2 separate regions of the Homo sapiens genome follow, and region 2 is linked to region 1. The links are chromatin loops, found by intact Hi-C in ENCODE. Cell type or tissue: chondrocyte. All regions are shown on one strand. Links, peaks and the distances in the headings refer to the core of each region. The heading gives the core; the rest is flanking DNA.

Region 1 (8,331 bases), core at 179-8,178:
GCTGTCACCCAGGCTGTGGTGCAGTGGCGTGATCACAGTTTACTTCAGCCTCTACCTCCCAGGCTCAAGCAATCCTCCTGCCTCAGCCTCCCAAGTAGCTGGGACCACAGGTGTGCACCACCATGCCTGGATACTTTTTATTTTGTTGTAGAGACAGTCTCACTATGTTGCCTAGGCTGGTCTTGAACTCCTAGGCTCAAGCAATCCCCTTGCCTCGGCCTCCTAACAGATATGAGCCACTGTGTCCAGGCTTGGTTCTTCCCAGCCCCATATTTGGAAATCAGGGTAGCTCCCCAGCAGGCCATGAGAAGTGTCCTCAAAGCTGAGAGAGTAGACCTGGCTCAACCAGTTCTCTTGGATTGGAGGACAGAAGCATGGGAATGCATTCTTTGTTCTCTCTGCCCACCAGCAAATGTACCCTCCCCCTCCCAGTGTCATATCAGGGGAAACTCCTGACCTGGGAAAAACAAGTATACCATTAGTGCATTCTATCTAAGCAAGCCTTTGCACACCGTTTATAAAACTGTAAACTCCTTTTGGCTTATACATCTTCCCTTCCTCTAGGACTGAACATTGTCAGGCACATAGGAGGTGTTCAATGAACATTTATCAATCTAAAACAAAGATACTTCCACAGGACCTTGGCAGTTGTACATTCACTGCTGACAGTAAAAGAGACCCAGAGCACTGTGTTCTCTGACCAACAACAACAACCACAACAAAAATAGCATGGGATTTGGTCAGAGGCCTTAGATTTCAGTCTTGGTTTAGCCACCCAAGAGCTCTGTGGCTGTGGAGAAGCCACAGAACCTTGCTGAGACTTGGTTTGCTTATCAATTAAAAACAAACAAACAAAAAACAAAATATTCTAAGATATGAGGGTGCACCTGGAAGCACTGTGCAAACTTGTAAAGTGCTATATGAACAAAATGTGGTATATCCGTAAATGGAACATTATTCAGTCATAAAAAGGAATGAAGTACTGATACATGTTACCATATGGATGGACCTTGAAAACATGATGCTAAGTGGAAGAAGTCAGACACAAAAGCCCTGTATTGTATGATTCCATTTCTACAAAATGTCTGGAACAGGCAAATCCATAGAGACAAAGCAAATTAGTGGTTTGTAGGGACTGGAAGGAGAAGAGAATGAACTTTGAGTGCTTAATGGGTATGTGGTCTCCTTTTGGAGTGATGAAAATGTTCTGTAACTAGTGGTGATGATTGTACATTATGATTGTACTAAATGCCACTGAAGTGTGCATTTCAAAATGGTTAAAATGATACCAAATTGCGTATGTGTGTGCTTTTTACCACAATTCTAAAAAGCAAAAAAAAAAAAAAGTTATATGACGGTTAATCAGCCTGAGAAGTCATCGATTTTTGCAGTCAACATGCAGTCTCTATTTTTTGGCGTTGAGAGAACTTACAAGGAGTAGGTGCATCTCCACTAAGAAGCCTCTTCTGAAGACAGCAGGGATGGGAGTGGGAGAGGGAAGAAGGAGTTCTGGCCCATCTGAAAAGAAAGCTTCCCTTCTGGATGGTATTTGTTTCGTAGATTGCCAGTTGTTCACCCTGTTTGTATTTAAATGAAAGGAGGCTTTGAAGTGGGAGCCGCCTCTGAGCACGGCTTGGGGTTCCTGCCTCCCTTGGTAAAGTTCAGACTTGTCCAGATCTGTTTGTAGCCAGAGGTTACTGTTTCTGGTGGAAAAGGCTCAAGTTTGGGTTAATAATACATTATGAGGAAGAGCAGGAGTAAACCTGGGGAGGGCGGGGGCGGCGGGGGGGAGCGGCGGCAACGAATGAGTTCCTCCCAGCCTTGGTGTGAGAAGTAGCTTTCTGATTTGGCCTTCATGGTTCAGGAGTATCATTTTCTCTCTTACGGTCACTGGCTTCCATTTTATAATAATGCTCGTTGCATCTCAGAGCATATTCTCCTTGGTGAAGAACATCTTTAAGTAAATGTATCAATCAATGAAAATTAAAAGTGCTCAGCTAAGCCCTAGCAATGCCTTCAGGACTTGATGGTTACCAGTTTAAGGAAAGTCTTGAAAATGGCAGGAAATTCAATTGTAGTTGAGTTTGCACATTAAAAAAATTGCTCTCCTAGTTTCAGAGTTAAATATTCAGCCAGCCCACAGAAATTGGAAGTCACAGTTATAGACGGGTCACAGTCTGTTCATGTTGATAGTCTGTTAACAAAATGTAGAAGAGTCTGCAAGCAGGTATTCAAAATAACAGCTCCTCATAGCCAGCCATGTCAACGTGGTTTACAAACAACAGTGGAGAAAGTCTCAACAAACCCTCTGAGGGTGATAACTGTAATGATGGTTCGTATCTTTGCCCTATGTAATTTTATGGGAATTGAGAGTCTAGCCAAATAATAAGTTCCAGCCCTTTTTATCTGCCCAGTTCCCAGCACACTCCCGAGGTGTCTGAGGCACTTCTCAACCCAACCTCTTAAAGCAGATTGTAACAATAACAACGGTAATGACAAGTTCCCGAGCTGCACAGTTCCCTTCATTTAAGGAGCGCTGGGAGCTTCAAAAAAACACTCATTAATGGAATCTGACAAAGCTTGCAAGATGGGAAGTCTCTCCCATTTCCAGTTTTCTGGTGGAAAAGTGGGGACTGAGTCCCAGAGGGGTGTCAGTCTCTCTCAAGGGGCTTGAGGGGGTAGGGGGTTTGGGAGTCCTGGGCTACCATTATTCCATGAAATTCGAGAGTCAAGAGTCCCGGGTTCTGGACGCCCCCTTCCCCGGCGTGCTATTTACCAAGTCGCTTCCCATTTCTGGGCCCCAGTTCCCTTAATAGAAGGAAGGGTTGGGCCAAATGGTCTCCAAGATCTCTGCGGTCAACCCTGTCTTTGCCCCCTCACCTCGCGGTTGGGGGTTTCTCCCGCTTCAGAGTTCGGTTAGACTTGTAGTAGAACCGGGTCGGGGGTGGGAGTGGCGTCGAGGGGTTGGAGTGTTGCGGATGCGGGAAGGAGGATGCCTGATGGGGTCCTGGACAAACTGGTGTTTCACGAGTACCGTCCTATGGGAAGCAGGTCTGGGGAGACCAGGTGAGGCTCTAGGACGAGCTCGGAGCCCCAAATCCCCCTGCTGCCTGCAGCGAAACAATGCGAGTAATGTGCCTTCCCCGCCCAGCCCGGGAGCTGCGCGGATAGGAGCGTCCGCGGGTGCGGGATGGCAGCGGGGAGGCGGATATCGCGGCGGGAGGGCTCCGCGCGGCTTTTGCCCATAGGCGGCGGGTCAGGTGGCCGCGCGCAAGAAGGCCTGGGGCTCAGACATGGGCTTCGGGACAAGTCCCAGGCCGTCCCGTTCCCCAGAACCTGGGCCCTTCAGCCCGGAGTAGTTGGCCTTCCCTTTGTGGTTGGGGGGCGGTGGGCTGGCTCCCCGCCTCCGAGGAGGAGGGGAGGAAGGAGGAGCCGGGTGGGGCGTGTCACGCGAAGGAGCGCCGGGCGCCCGGTGCGGCCCCCTAGGAAGTGGATTTGGCCGCTCCGGATCCAACCCGGCTTCCAGGTTTTCTCCCGGCCCGGCCCAGCGTGCTCCCGCCTGTCTCCGGCCCCCCCACGACGCCCGCCCCCTCCCCCCGAGTGCCGCCCGCTTGGCCAAGTTTGCGGAGCGTCGCCGCGCACGCCGGCCAGTCAATCAGCGGCAGAGCTGAGAAGGGCACAGCCGCGCGGCGGAGGGCAGAGTCAGCCGAGCCGAGTCCAGCCGGACGAGCGGACCAGCGCAGGGCAGCCCAAGCAGCGCGCAGCGAACGCCCGCCGCCGCCCACACCCTCTGCGGTCCCCGCGGCGCCTGCCACCCTTCCCTCCTTCCCCGCGTCCCCGCCTCGCCGGCCAGTCAGCTTGCCGGGTTCGCTGCCCCGCGAAACCCCGAGGTCACCAGCCCGCGCCTCTGCTTCCCTGGGCCGCGCGCCGCCTCCACGCCCTCCTTCTCCCCTGGCCCGGCGCCTGGCACCGGGGACCGTTGCCTGACGCGAGGCCCAGCTCTACTTTTCGCCCCGCGTCTCCTCCGCCTGCTCGCCTCTTCCACCAACTCCAACTCCTTCTCCCTCCAGCTCCACTCGCTAGTCCCCGACTCCGCCAGCCCTCGGCCCGCTGCCGTAGCGCCGCTTCCCGTCCGGTCCCAAAGGTGGGAACGCGTCCGCCCCGGCCCGCACCATGGCACGGTTCGGCTTGCCCGCGCTTCTCTGCACCCTGGCAGTGCTCAGCGCCGCGCTGCTGGCTGCCGAGCTCAAGTCGAAAAGTTGCTCGGAAGTGCGACGTCTTTACGTGTCCAAAGGCTTCAACAAGAACGATGCCCCCCTCCACGAGATCAACGGTAGGTGGGCACACCCGGGAGGTGGGCGCAGAGACCGACACTTCGGGAAGGGAGGCTGCAACTCCCTTCCCCCGCCCCGCCGCCCCCTGCGCCGGACGCAGGTACACTAGAGGGAGAAATGGGCAGTCGAGAGGGCAGGAGCGAGCGAGCGAGAGAGCCAGGCAGCCCGGGCGCAGGACGTTCCCCGCGGGCGCAGCGCTCCCCCCTTCCCAGCACTGCGAGCGGAGGGGCGCCGCCGGGTTGCCCAGTGCGACTGTCGCGCTCCGCTCCCCGCCTCCGCTCCTCCTCTCCCCCCTGCATTATTCGCCGTCCCGGGAAGCCCCTGAGGACTGTGGCCCTCAAAGTGCGTGTCACCGGCTACTTCTCCTTTTCCGGGTTGAACTCCTTATAGGACGCCCCGCTTTGTTGTATGGGTGAGGAGAGGCCGGGTGGGGGTGGGGGTCGCCAGTGGGGTGTGGTGGAGGGAAACGTCCCGGAGCTTGCTAGATTCTGGGGGTCGCAAAACGTGGAACTTGAATTGATGTTTCATTGATGTTCTTTTAAAACTCTCTCCCCGCCTCTCTTGCACCGCTGACAAGGATTAGGAGTTTTAGTAGCCGCAACCGCTTCAGAAGTCGCCTTTAAAAAGCAAACGACTACCCCCACTCTCCACCCCTCCAAACCCTGACTTTTGGGAACTCTCCTACTTTCCGGAAGGTATCAGACCAGAGGAGTATTTTTCCCCTCTTTCTTTTTTCTTACCTCATTTTAAGGGTTAATTGCACTTTCAATTACAGACCTTTGAAAGGACTGATTACAGGAAACCTGAATCTCAGTTTGGAGATGGTTATGCAAATAGAGACGGCTTAGCCTGTGAGAAAGTTCACCGGATTTTGGCGCCGGTGGGGTGGGATGGGGGGTGTATGGGGGTATTTGTGAAAGCCCCTCTCGGAGCGCTGGGGAGGCAGCGTTCGGCGGGTGCCCTGCGTCCCTCCCAGCGAAGCTGGCGGCGGTGTCCGGCCGGGTCCCCTCCGGGTCGCACTGTCTTCTTAGCAGCGGCCAACTGTTGCGCGCAGCCCCGCCGGCCGCGCAGGTAGCCCGTTCGCCCTGGGGGCTCAGAAAGCACCACGAATCTAGCTGGCTGGTGGCCAGCGTAATCTAACGGAGGAGTGAGAGATTCGAGCCCGGGGGGGGGGCTGAGCCTCCACTCCGAACCTTTCATGGAAGTGAGTGGAGCGCGCCTTTGCCTTGCCGTGCTGGTCTCCGGGTGGGGCGGGCAGGGGGCCGGCAGCCAGCAAAGGAAATACTGTAATTTCAACCAGGCGCTTCCAAAGGCTTAGGAAGATTTGGGGGTCATTTTTTGGAAGGGCTATTAATAACCTTGGAGATTAAGTGCAGTCATCAATTACATATTAATTACAAAGGTAATTGAGGGAAGTTGCTGGGCACTTTTGGAGTGTAACTGGCGTCTGTCTAGAAATAGAAGCGAAGAAATTGTTGGAGCAGCCCAGGCGCCCACTGCACCTTGGCAGTTACCAAATAACATGCTCACTACTGATTAGACACTGTTTGCCCTTCAGCTGCCTGTCTTTTGGGGAGCTCAAGTATGTCCTCAAAGCGGCACGATTTTATTGGTTGTAGAGCCCTGAAAAGCCCTCTTTCTTTCCCTTCCTCCTGCCCCGCCAGAAAAAAAATGAAGTGAACCACCAGCCGCTGAAGCTTGGGGACTCTGCAGGTCAAACCTGGGGTCTTTGTGCCCTGCACAGTTTAGGCCTGGGCACAGCGGAGATGATTGGCGTGAAGGTTACAGTTGTCATTCCCACATTTTGAAGGGGTAGATGCAGCTCTGCACTTAATGGGAATGTGACAAGGTTTCATCTTCTGCTCATGCAAACAATATGTGCCTTTGATATTGACTGCAGGCATTCAGCGAGTGGGGTTGTGAAACTGCCCTCCCCAGTTTCCCCAACTTTGCTCTGTGCAGTCTTTCGCTGTGGCAGGGCATCTTCCCCAGCCAGCATCTCAGGAAAAAGGAAGCTTGAAGGGTGCTCAGAGACTCTGTGCTAGGTGTTCCCTTTGATTGTCATCATCCCCAGAAATCACCTGAGGGATATTTTGCGTATATGTCTATCTGGACATTCCCCCATGCCAAAGATAGGGGAGTTATTAGTGACCAGCAGCAGGAAATGGAAGCTAATGTGCTCACACCCAAAACATTTTATTCTTTTTGTCTTGTCCTTCATCTCCCTCCCTGGGCTGCTGCTTTTATTTCCCCTTTTGAATGACCTACTGGACTGCATTCTCCTGAGGAACAAAGGAAGTGCCTTTTTAGCTGGAATCCTTGGAAGACCACCAAGGACTTTAGCTCATGCAGTGCAATTTCGCACCACTTTCAACAATAACAAAAATGCATGACTGAATGGCTCAAAAATGTGGAGTGTTAGAGGCATTCATTTGAGTCTAGGACACTGTCACAACACAGACAGACCCAAGTAAATACCTTTAGACGGCCAGTATAGAAACAGGCGTAATCTTTACCATCACCCTGGCCTCTCCAGATGCATACATTAGCCTTGTCTTCTCTGAGCTACACTCAGATAATTTTGGTCATTTTTTAAGGGGGATAGTCAATATAGTGACTTGTATTCAGCCTAGGTCTGGATGGATTAATTGCCAGGCACTTTGCCTGGGATGGGGAATGTGCTTTTTTCAGTGCAAAACACCCAGGATCATTTTCCAGGTGAAGTATCACAAAGTCTGGGTACCTAGCTCATTGAGCCCCAGGCTCAGCCCAAGTTTAATGTTTTATTCCAGATGGCCTTGCACTTGCCTTCTAGAGGTTTGAACAGGCTTTAAGAATACTCCATGTTCTGGAGGAGTCTCAGTCTTTATAGATCATAGTTAGGATCATCTGATGTGCTCTCAAGGGTGTCAGGGAGTACATCATGCTGACAGGGCTTCCAACTGAGGTCCTGCATTGCCTGTCTGCTTGACCCCTGTACTTTTCAAATAATGCTGAGTCCAGGTGCCATGATCAAAAGGGATCTTTAACACAAAGATTATGTTTTTGTTCAGCTTTCAATGGCCATGTACTTTTGGAGCGCCCACTATGTGCAGTATCCTCTGCTCAGCATTGTGGAGACAGCAAGAAAGGCAGGAGGGGCTTCTGCCACCAGGACCTTTCCTATTAGTAAGGAGATAAGCCACGCACACACAAAATTAGAATACAACACAGTGGTGATAAGTGCCATACAAGCGATACAGATGACGAGAAGGGAGTGCCCAGGCATTTCAAAGAGAGAAGGGATTTAGGACTCTAATACTATAGAATATTAACTGGGTAAAGCTAGTTCACTAGTAAAAATGAAAATACTAATGAAGATAAGTTTAAAAATCTAACCATTTTCATTATGCCTCCCTCCATAAAGACAAAGGTAAAGGGTATGCAACAATGGGCATTTTATTACTCATCTATGTTGAAATTGTTTTTAAGAGTGAGGCAGTGGGTTAGAAGCATTCATGAACTTGCCAAAGGTCCTCTTCACAATGACATTGAATGATACTCAGAACTTTGTGCCCTAGTTGCAGTTTTGGAGTTTTTATTTCTTGTTCCCTTCTGTGTTCATGAGCAATGCACCTATGATCATGTGCTCACACACACATACATATGTACATGCACAAAGGATTCCAGGACTCCTATAAGCTGTTATGACTACGTGGAAAAAAAGTACGTGTGTATGTGTGTTGGAGAGGTAGCAATACTTTCTAATAGTGAGTTGATTATATATGACACACAGCATGTGTCTTTAAGATTTGTATTCCGCCTTCCCCACCGTAAGTAATGTGTTGGATTTTGCAATGAATCTGTGATCTCCTGTTTTGTTGGAATCATCAATTTGGCTCTGTGTTTCACTTGGGGAGGGTCGAATTGAGCCACAGGGCCTATCACTGTAGAAATTGTCCCAAGTAGTTTACAGGAGGTATCTTCTGGACATGTTCAAAAAAGAATTTAGTTAAAG
Region 2 (8,331 bases), core at 283-8,282, 49 kb after region 1:
AATATTTCATAGGTCATTAAACAATTTTCTGATGAAAATGATTTATTTAAACTCCAATTCTCAACCTCTTGCTTTTCACAATCCCTTAGGATAATTAAATGCCCAGTACTGCACCCCTAACTAGTTACTTACTTTTCAAGAATCCTCACTTAAATAATCATATCATATGCAGAAATAATTATCCTGCAAAGAAAGCTTTGTGAATACTTCGGTGTTTAATTCAGTTTAAATTCATTTAGGAGAGAGTAGTACAAAATGGCTGCATTATAATTCACATTGTGAGCAAAGTATTTTTAAAATATTTTGACATTCTTGACTAGGTTTTCATGTCACTCTTTATCAAATGCATCGTACTACTATATTAGGTTTCTTTGCTTAACTCACACTGTCTAATGGGAAAAAGTTCAATATCATTTAAGACAGACTCTAGTTATCTCATTTGAGCGACAATTGTTCTGGGGGAACTGTAACTTAACAGAAATATAAGAAAAACAGGAACTAGGGTCAAAAGCCCCACAGGGTATAAAAGGGTCATAACCTCTCTCAGAGGAGGCAAATGTAACTGATATACTAGTTTTTAAAGGGCACTTGATTGCATGAAGGAATGCAGTAACAGGATTTAAAGCAAACATACAGCACTAACAAAGATTAAATTAATGGTGTGCCCTGCTCTGGGGGGATTAAAAGAGGTAGTTTTATATAAAATTATTGTGAGTAGACTAAGATTAATTTCCTGATTTTGCATATCATAAGATACTGTAATTTATGATATCTGCTGTGATTCTTACGTTTAAAGTAGTACCTAGACTTTGATATGCGAACAAAATTAAGAAACCATGTCAAAGTATAAAAATAATGTTACTCGGTCGGGCGTGGTGGCTCAGGTCTGTAATCCCAGCACGTTGGGAGGCCAAGGCAGGCAGATCACCTGAGGTCAGGAGTTTGAGACCAGCCTGACCAACATGGTGAAACCTCGTCTCTACTAAAAATACAAAAAATTAGCTGGGTGTGGTGGCGGGCACCTGTAGTCCCAGCTACTCAGGAGGCTGAGGCAGGAGAATGTCTTGAACCCGGTAGGCAGAGGTTGCAGTGAGCCAAGATTGCGCCACTGCACTCCAGCCTGGGCAACAGAGCTAGACTTTGTCTAAAATAATAATAATAATAATGTTACTCAATGTTATATTGAAGTAATTTTTCTTTATATTCTTAGATGGTAAAATTACCATGCTCTTAAAAAAACCTTAAAAGTGAAGTTCTAAGTGAATCAACACAATTTTTAGATGATATGTCATGAGAACACAAAACACATAGAAAAATGGTAAATTTTATTAACAGTGCTTTTATGAATTGAAAACCTTCCCTTAGTGTTGGATACGGAGGCTAGAATGAATTCCACAATCACCGTGGATGTTTGGAGTCCTGGGAAATGTGCTGCAGAGCTGTGTAAATGAAGTGTTGCTGCCTCCAAGGTGTCTTGGGCCTAGGTTGGCTATCCACATAATTGAAATTAAAGTAAAACTTCATATGCTGCCAAGAAGACAACAACACATCCAGTTAATCTCCAATAGTGTTTTAAGATGATTCACAATTGGAAGATAGGTAACATGGTGTTTAACAGGTATGCCATGTTTTTTGTCATTTTATTCAAAAGAATCTCAGCAAATAGATAATTTTCTTTTTACATTTTTAAAAAAGAGATGGGGTCTCACTTTGTCACCTAGGCTGGAGTGCAGTGGCACTGTCATAGCTTGCTGCAGCCTAAAACTCCTGGCCTCAAGCAGTCCTCCTGCCTCTGCCTCTCAAAGTGCTGGGCCACTGTGCCTGCCACTTTTCTTGAAAAATTATAGGTAAGGAAAGGGGCTCATTGTTCCAGTTTCGCCTAGCACAGTTCAGCTTTACACCTGCTGTCCTAGCATAGTTGTTATTGTTCTTGTTTGGAGACAGAGTCTGGTCTGGCTTTGTCAACTTACCCGGAGTGCAGTGGCACAATCATGGCTCGCTGCAGCCTGAACCTCCTGGGCTCAGGTGATCCTCTCACTTCAGCCTCCCAAGTAGCTGGGACTACAGGCAGGCACCACTATGCCCAGGTAATTTTTTAATTTTTTGTAGAGACTGGGCCTTGCTATGTTGCCCAGGCTGGTCTCAAACTCCCGGGCTCAAGCATTCTCCCGCCTTGGCCTCCCAAAGTGCTGGGATTACAGGCATTAGCCACCGCACCCAGCCCTCAGTATAATTGTTAGTGGCACCTTCTTTCACTCTCCCATGTGTCCTGGTTTGGCCTATAATTTGTGGTCACCCTAAGAACAGGAAACAGTATATTCACAGAAAGAACTTGCTAATTAAAAATGATTTAAAATAGTTTTGCTTAGGAAGAAAACATTATGAGAACTTTACATTTTTTCCTAGACATAACTTAGCCTAAGGTTGAGGAAGGAGACACCATCAAGTCGATCTCCTGGCTAAGCAGGTTACATATACATCGCAAGAGCACTTTACAAAGAGGCAAGAAAGCCCTATACCCCAATGTCTGAAAAGGATCACACAGAGTAGAATTTAATCTGATTTTGATGGTGTTACCAATGGAGGGTATTGACTGCAAGTTGTCTGAGTTCTTGGCGTTTTGAACAAAGGATTGGACAAAACTCACAGCAAAGCAAGGAATAAAAGAAGCAATGAAAGCAGAGATTTATTGAAAATTAAAGTATACTTCACAGGGTGGGAGCCACCTGAGCAGCAGCTTAAGGGCCCTGGTTACAGAATCTTCTGGAGTCCAGATACCCCCTAGAGGTTTCTTACTGGCCACTTGGTGTACACCCCATGTAAATAAAGTAGTGGCTGGCAATCAGAGGCTGAAGTGAAGTTACAAAGGTTACACCCTATACAACCAATCAGAGGCTAAAGTGAAGTTACAAGGTTATACTCCTATGCAAATGAAGACTTGGCTTGCAATCTGATTGATTGTGGAAAGCAACCAATCAGAGGTACTTTCAATTTTCCATCTGCCACTCTGTAAGGGATGGGGGTTTGCAAAGGGAGTAGCCTCTCTGGTCCTTTTGTTACTTAGGTGTGGAAAGTTGGGGTTTTCCTTTCAATTCACCGTGAATTGGCCTTAGGTTCCCTGCCTCCAGACCCTATTCTCCTGCCTCAGTGGCACCTCAGGGCCATCATTTCGAATATCACTTACTTCTACCCTGGCTACACACACAGATGCAGTAAGAGGCCAGGCCCACAGTCTAGAAGGAATTGTTCACCATCCTATTATAAATCATTTTGATAATTTTTCTTAAGTGCACTGGCTTACTGAGGTTTACCTGCCACTTTTTCTGCCCACAGAGTCTCACAAGCTGGCCTGTGTTCTGTTCTCTGAAGATCCCATGCACTGTAGTGCTTAGTGCTGGCTGTAGTGGAGCCCAACCTTTTGTAGTCTGAGAAAACCAGTGGTGTGCTCTATAAGTGAGACAGTATTCAGTGTGCAGAAGGTACTTGGCAGAACTATAAATCCATAGACTTTTGGAAATATCTCTAAGATCCATAGGCTGGGAATCACAGAACTGAACCATTGAAAACATGTGTGTGCCATTATGTAATAACATTTGGAGCTTTGGTCTTGGAACTTGATATTATGATCTGACATGCTTTTACACTTGAATCATCTCAGTGCATACCTGATTCATGCCTTCATTACATACTTTTGACCTCTGAAATCCATGAAGCTGATAAGGACTTGGGAAGGCTGCTCTCATAGCATGTAAACACTTGGAAGGCTGATGAATGTTCTGCTGTAGTGTTATATCCTTTCTGTCCAGCTCTTGAGGGATTGCTTATTAACATTTCATTATCCAGTCATCTGCCATTTCTGTTCTTACTGACTAAAAAATGTGCCCTGTAACCTAACATCCAGTATAGGACGTTGCTCCATCTTTTTGCAAAGAAAAGTATGTGAAACAACTGTAACTATTTAGGAAAGATGTGTAATGCAGAAAATAGTGCATATTTGTAGGTTTTAACAGGCTTATTTCCTCTTCTACCAAAAACTAAAGAGAAATCAGTCTGCAGGTTTAGATCTTTGAAAATAAATGCATTCTAACTTTTATATCTTTAATAGAGATTCCTAAGATGTTAGTGTTCTGAAGCATCTTTACTATCATTGTTTGCATCCAGCATCAGATTAAAAATCAAATAATTTGAGTGTGATAGAGCTGTTCGTTGGAGGGTCTGCTTGAGGGTAGGGAGGCTCAAGAGACCCAGATCTGAAACTCAGCAGCCTCTCAAATAGGTAGTTTTGACTTGGGGGCTTGGCAAAATATTGTCATAACTGCAATGGAAATGGAAGTGAGAAGAGGTGGATTTATGGCATGATCCACATTAGACTCTGAGCTCCCTGAGGGCAGAGAATGTGCTCATTTTTATCTTTAGCATTTTGCACTGTACCTGATGTATTCTAGTTACTCAATAAATGTTGGTTGAGTGACTAGAGAAAGAAAAGAAAGTTGGTGAAGGTCGAGGCAAAGCAAACACTGTAGTGGTGAACGGTTGATGAAATTGTCATAAAAAGATGAAGTTTTAAAAATTAGGTGGAAACCACAGGGTGTGTCTACAGGCAGCCACCAAAACTGCAGTTGCAATAAAATAAAACATTAAGAAAAAAAAATTGAGAAGCTTTAACAAAAAAAACTTACTTGGCTTTGGAGCTAAAATTCCACAGCTGTAATCAGGGAAAATGCTCTGCCCAGCAGCCTGAGTAATGAATAAAAAGAATTTTCAGAGAGAAAAGAAATCAACAAGCTCTGTGACTCCCCCCAGAAAGGCCAATTGCTGCCTCCCACCATCTTTTGACAAGAATGACATTTTACCCACCCATGCCAGGCTTCTAAAATAAGTTGATAATGTTTGCACTCGCTGTATTAGTAGAACATCTTGATATAGAATGAAACAGTCTTAAATTTCTTAGCTACTAGGAAGCACGTTTTTTAGCTGTGTTTGGAACAGTGAGTATTCTTAGATTTTCAGCAGCATTCGTGTCTAGATATCTTTGGAATAATTTGTTGTGTTCTGATCCTGAGAGTTGATTATGTGTTCTCTTTACCATTTCTGAAAGATGTAATTCACATGAAAGTTATTAAACAGAAGGTTATCTGATTCTTATTTACTATTTCATTCTACTTTTACAATTATGTGTGTATATTGAAGTTCAGAATGCCCTGTCTAAATTTTAGGTTGAAAACAGGAAGTAGTGACTAAATTTAAGTGTGTTTTCTTATTTGAGGGATTAAAACCCTTGTTTTGGAGTTTGTTTTGTTTTGTTTTGGTCATCACTTCCAATTTAAATGCTATTGTTGTTTCTGGTTGCCTGAGCAGTATGAAACATCAGCTTGTGGAGACCAATAACTTGTGTTAAGCTTAAATTTGAGGCCAGTCCAGATGGAATTCTTCACTCCAGAATGTCTGTGAATGGCATTTCCTCAGAAAGTGTAACAGAATTTTTGGTCCGTATGACCAAGCAATTCCATTGCTAGGTATAAACCCAAGAGAATTGAAACCCTATACTGGGGTGGGGGTTGGGACTCATTCTAACTTTGGAAATTCTTGAGATTTTAGTGTTCTAAAAGGGTTTCTATATCAAATATATACAGCATCAGAATAAAAATCAAATAATATAGACATGTTGGTAGCAGCATTAGTCACAGTTGCCAAAAGGTGGAAACAACCTAAATATCAATATCAACTGTTGAATAGATAAACAAAATGTGGCATACCCATGAAATGGAATATTATACAACCATAAATAAGAATGAAGTACTGATACATGCTACAACATGGATGAACCTTGGAACACTATGTTTTATGAAAAAAGCCAGTTCAGAAAGATTACAATATGCATGAATCTTTTTATGTGAAATGTACAAAATAGGCAAATTCATAGAGACAGAAAATAGATTATGCTTGCCCAGGGCTGGTGTGTGTGTTGGGGAAGGGTTGGAGGGGTGACTGCTGATAGGCACAGGATTTCTTTTTGGTGTAATGGAAATGTTCTGGGATTAGATAGTGGTGATGGTTGCACAGCCCTGTGAATATACTAAAACTCAATGAAGTGTACACTTTAAATGAGTGTATTGTACAATATGTGAATTAAATTTTAAAACATGATGGGGGGGCAATTTCTGGAGAGGGGAGCAAGCAACATGCCCAGCAGGACATTATTCACTTGAGTTTCAGATTTGTAGTACTCTAATGCTAACAGCATGGTTTGCCTAGCTGATGAGGGTTGGGGAAAAAGAAAATCAAAAGCTGGACCACAGGAGACCAGGGTTCTCGTCCTGATCAAATGCATTTCTACTGTGCAACCTTGTAGATAGATGTTGGGAAGAGAGGAATGAGAAAAACTGTATATCCTTTTCATAATTAAATGATTGAGAGTGTTTGGGGAAGGACAAGAGAAAAAAGAGCTGTATGTTTAAAAACAGAAATAGGCCAGGCAGGTGTGGTGGTTCATGCCCGTAATCCCAGCACTTTAGGGTGACTGAGGCAGGTGGATCACTTGAGCCCAGGAATTCTAGACCAGCCTGGGCAACATAGTGAGACCTCATTCCTGCAAAAAACAAAACAAAACAAAAGAAAACAAAAGCACTAAAAATAACTAAAAAATGATAATAATAAAAGATTTTAAAACACAGAAATAAACATTCCTCAGGGCGAGGATGTGCATGTGTGGTTAATTCCTAATACTGAACAAGGCAGGGTTTTGACTACAGCTTAGCCAGACACTCCTTGGCCTCTCTGCCATGGCATTCCCAGCTCTCTGTCAGAATAGCAAATCGTAGCTGACATTTGCTTTTCCAGAAGGAACACCCTTTTGCCCCATTCTACCGTCAGCCTGGCTTTTTTGTCCGGATTTACCTGTTCTTTGTAGTGGGAGACAGCTGTGCAATGGATGGGAGCTTGAGGGAGCCCAGAAACCTCTTCTAGGACCACAGCAGCACTCATTCATCACTCAGAGAGGAAACAAGTAGTTTACGAGCTTTCACTGAAAAGTCATCATTGTGTAGGTTTTCATGAAATAAAGATTGTGTGAGCCATCACACAGGGCTGTTTTCAGGACAACTCTGACAGAGGATGTTTGTTCCTTCCAGAAATGCTGGCAATATTGTAAGCTTTTCATCCCTTTACCAGGGCATTACTCTGGTGCTGTTAGTGTCTGATTCTGCTAAGAAGTAGGAAATGTTAAGAAGGCATTGTTCTAAAGAAATGATCCCCAAATATCAGTGCTAAGTGCCATCTATGACCACACACATGTCCATTTATAAAATGCCTTATAAACTGGGAGCAGTGCTGGGTTTATATCAAAGTTCAATCTCAAAATCAATGCCATTTAAAATTGTAAAACCATTCTTAACTTGTTCTTTCAAATGTAGAACATTTGTATTATGTTTATGTTACATGTAGGGCACAGATATGGCATGTGACATTTGGTACATTGACATTTTTAGAACAAAAATGAGTGACCCACTGTTTTTCCTTGCCTCTTCTGTTCCCTTCTCTGTCTGTATTTTTCCTTCCTCTCCTCTCCTCCCCTTTCCTTCCTTTCTTTTTTTTTTTGAGACAGAGTCTTACTCTGTCACCCAGGCTGGAGTGCAGTGGCTCAATTACAGCTCACTGAAGCCTCGACCTCCTGGGCTCAAGTGATCCTCCTGCCTCAGTCTCCTATGTAACTGAGACCACAGGCGCACCCCACCATGCCCAGCTAATTTTTAAGTTTTATATAGAGACGAGGTCTCAATCTGTTGCCCAGGCTGGTCTTGAACTCTTGAGCTCAAGCAATCCTCCCGCCTCAGACTCCCCAAAGTGCTGGGATTACAGGTATGAGCCATTGCATTGGGCCTTGTCTATATTTTTCAAGCTCTTTGCTTCTATTATTGTATTTAATTTGTTTTGGAGTTTTTTTCTTACTCAGAATCCTGCCTCCTCATTCTTTCTCTTTTTGAGAGAAGAGCAACTTTTGCTTTCGGGCACTCTAATTTACAGGAAAATGAACGATACAATTTATGCAGTTTTGTGTTCTAGAAAATTTATTATTTCAGCCTTCAGGGTTACCCAGGTTTTGTATCATTTCATTTCCCTGGAGCACTTTACACATTTAATGGCAAAGACCAGCAATGGTGCTTTTCTGGTGTATGCAGCAGCTTGTTCTAAGGCATGTGGTTTGAGAGTTGGCGCTACTTAATCATCTTGTTTTTTTTTTTTTCTTGAGTGTTTTGGATCTATTTCCTCCATTGAGTCCAAGTTGTCTTGAGAGAACTCAAGAATGGTGTGAAGTGTATTTAGCAGAATCTC

The links. Hi-C counts contacts between places; a loop is a spot of excess contacts. Peaks named below come from ENCODE experiments on the same cell type or tissue, not always from the same donor. Only the 100,000 strongest peaks of a DNase experiment are listed, where the experiment ranks them.
Region 2: it touches region 1 in a loop (2.0-fold over the local background); 3 of 110 quality-filtered maps call a loop at or near these places.

The regions. Positions count from the first base shown.
Region 1 is chrX:133,410,808-133,419,138 of GRCh38, reverse strand. It overlaps GPC4 (glypican 4), which reads left to right and starts at 3,650. Exons shown (of 9, transcript NM_001448.3): 1 at 3,650-4,333. The coding sequence starts at 4,174. RefSeq lists enhancers at 1,249-1,788, 2,911-3,411. In chondrocyte, for the core only: a CTCF peak has its summit at 3,222; DNase peaks (open chromatin) are centred at 3,268, 3,428, 4,298 and 5,421.
Region 2 is chrX:133,361,479-133,369,809 of GRCh38, reverse strand. All of the region lies in intron 1 of GPC4 (glypican 4), which reads left to right. Among named protein-coding and RNA genes, the nearest start is that of GPC4, 50 kb to the left of the region's middle. RefSeq lists an enhancer at 2,010-2,510. In chondrocyte, for the core only: no CTCF peak of the experiment used is centred there; no DNase peak of the experiment used is centred there.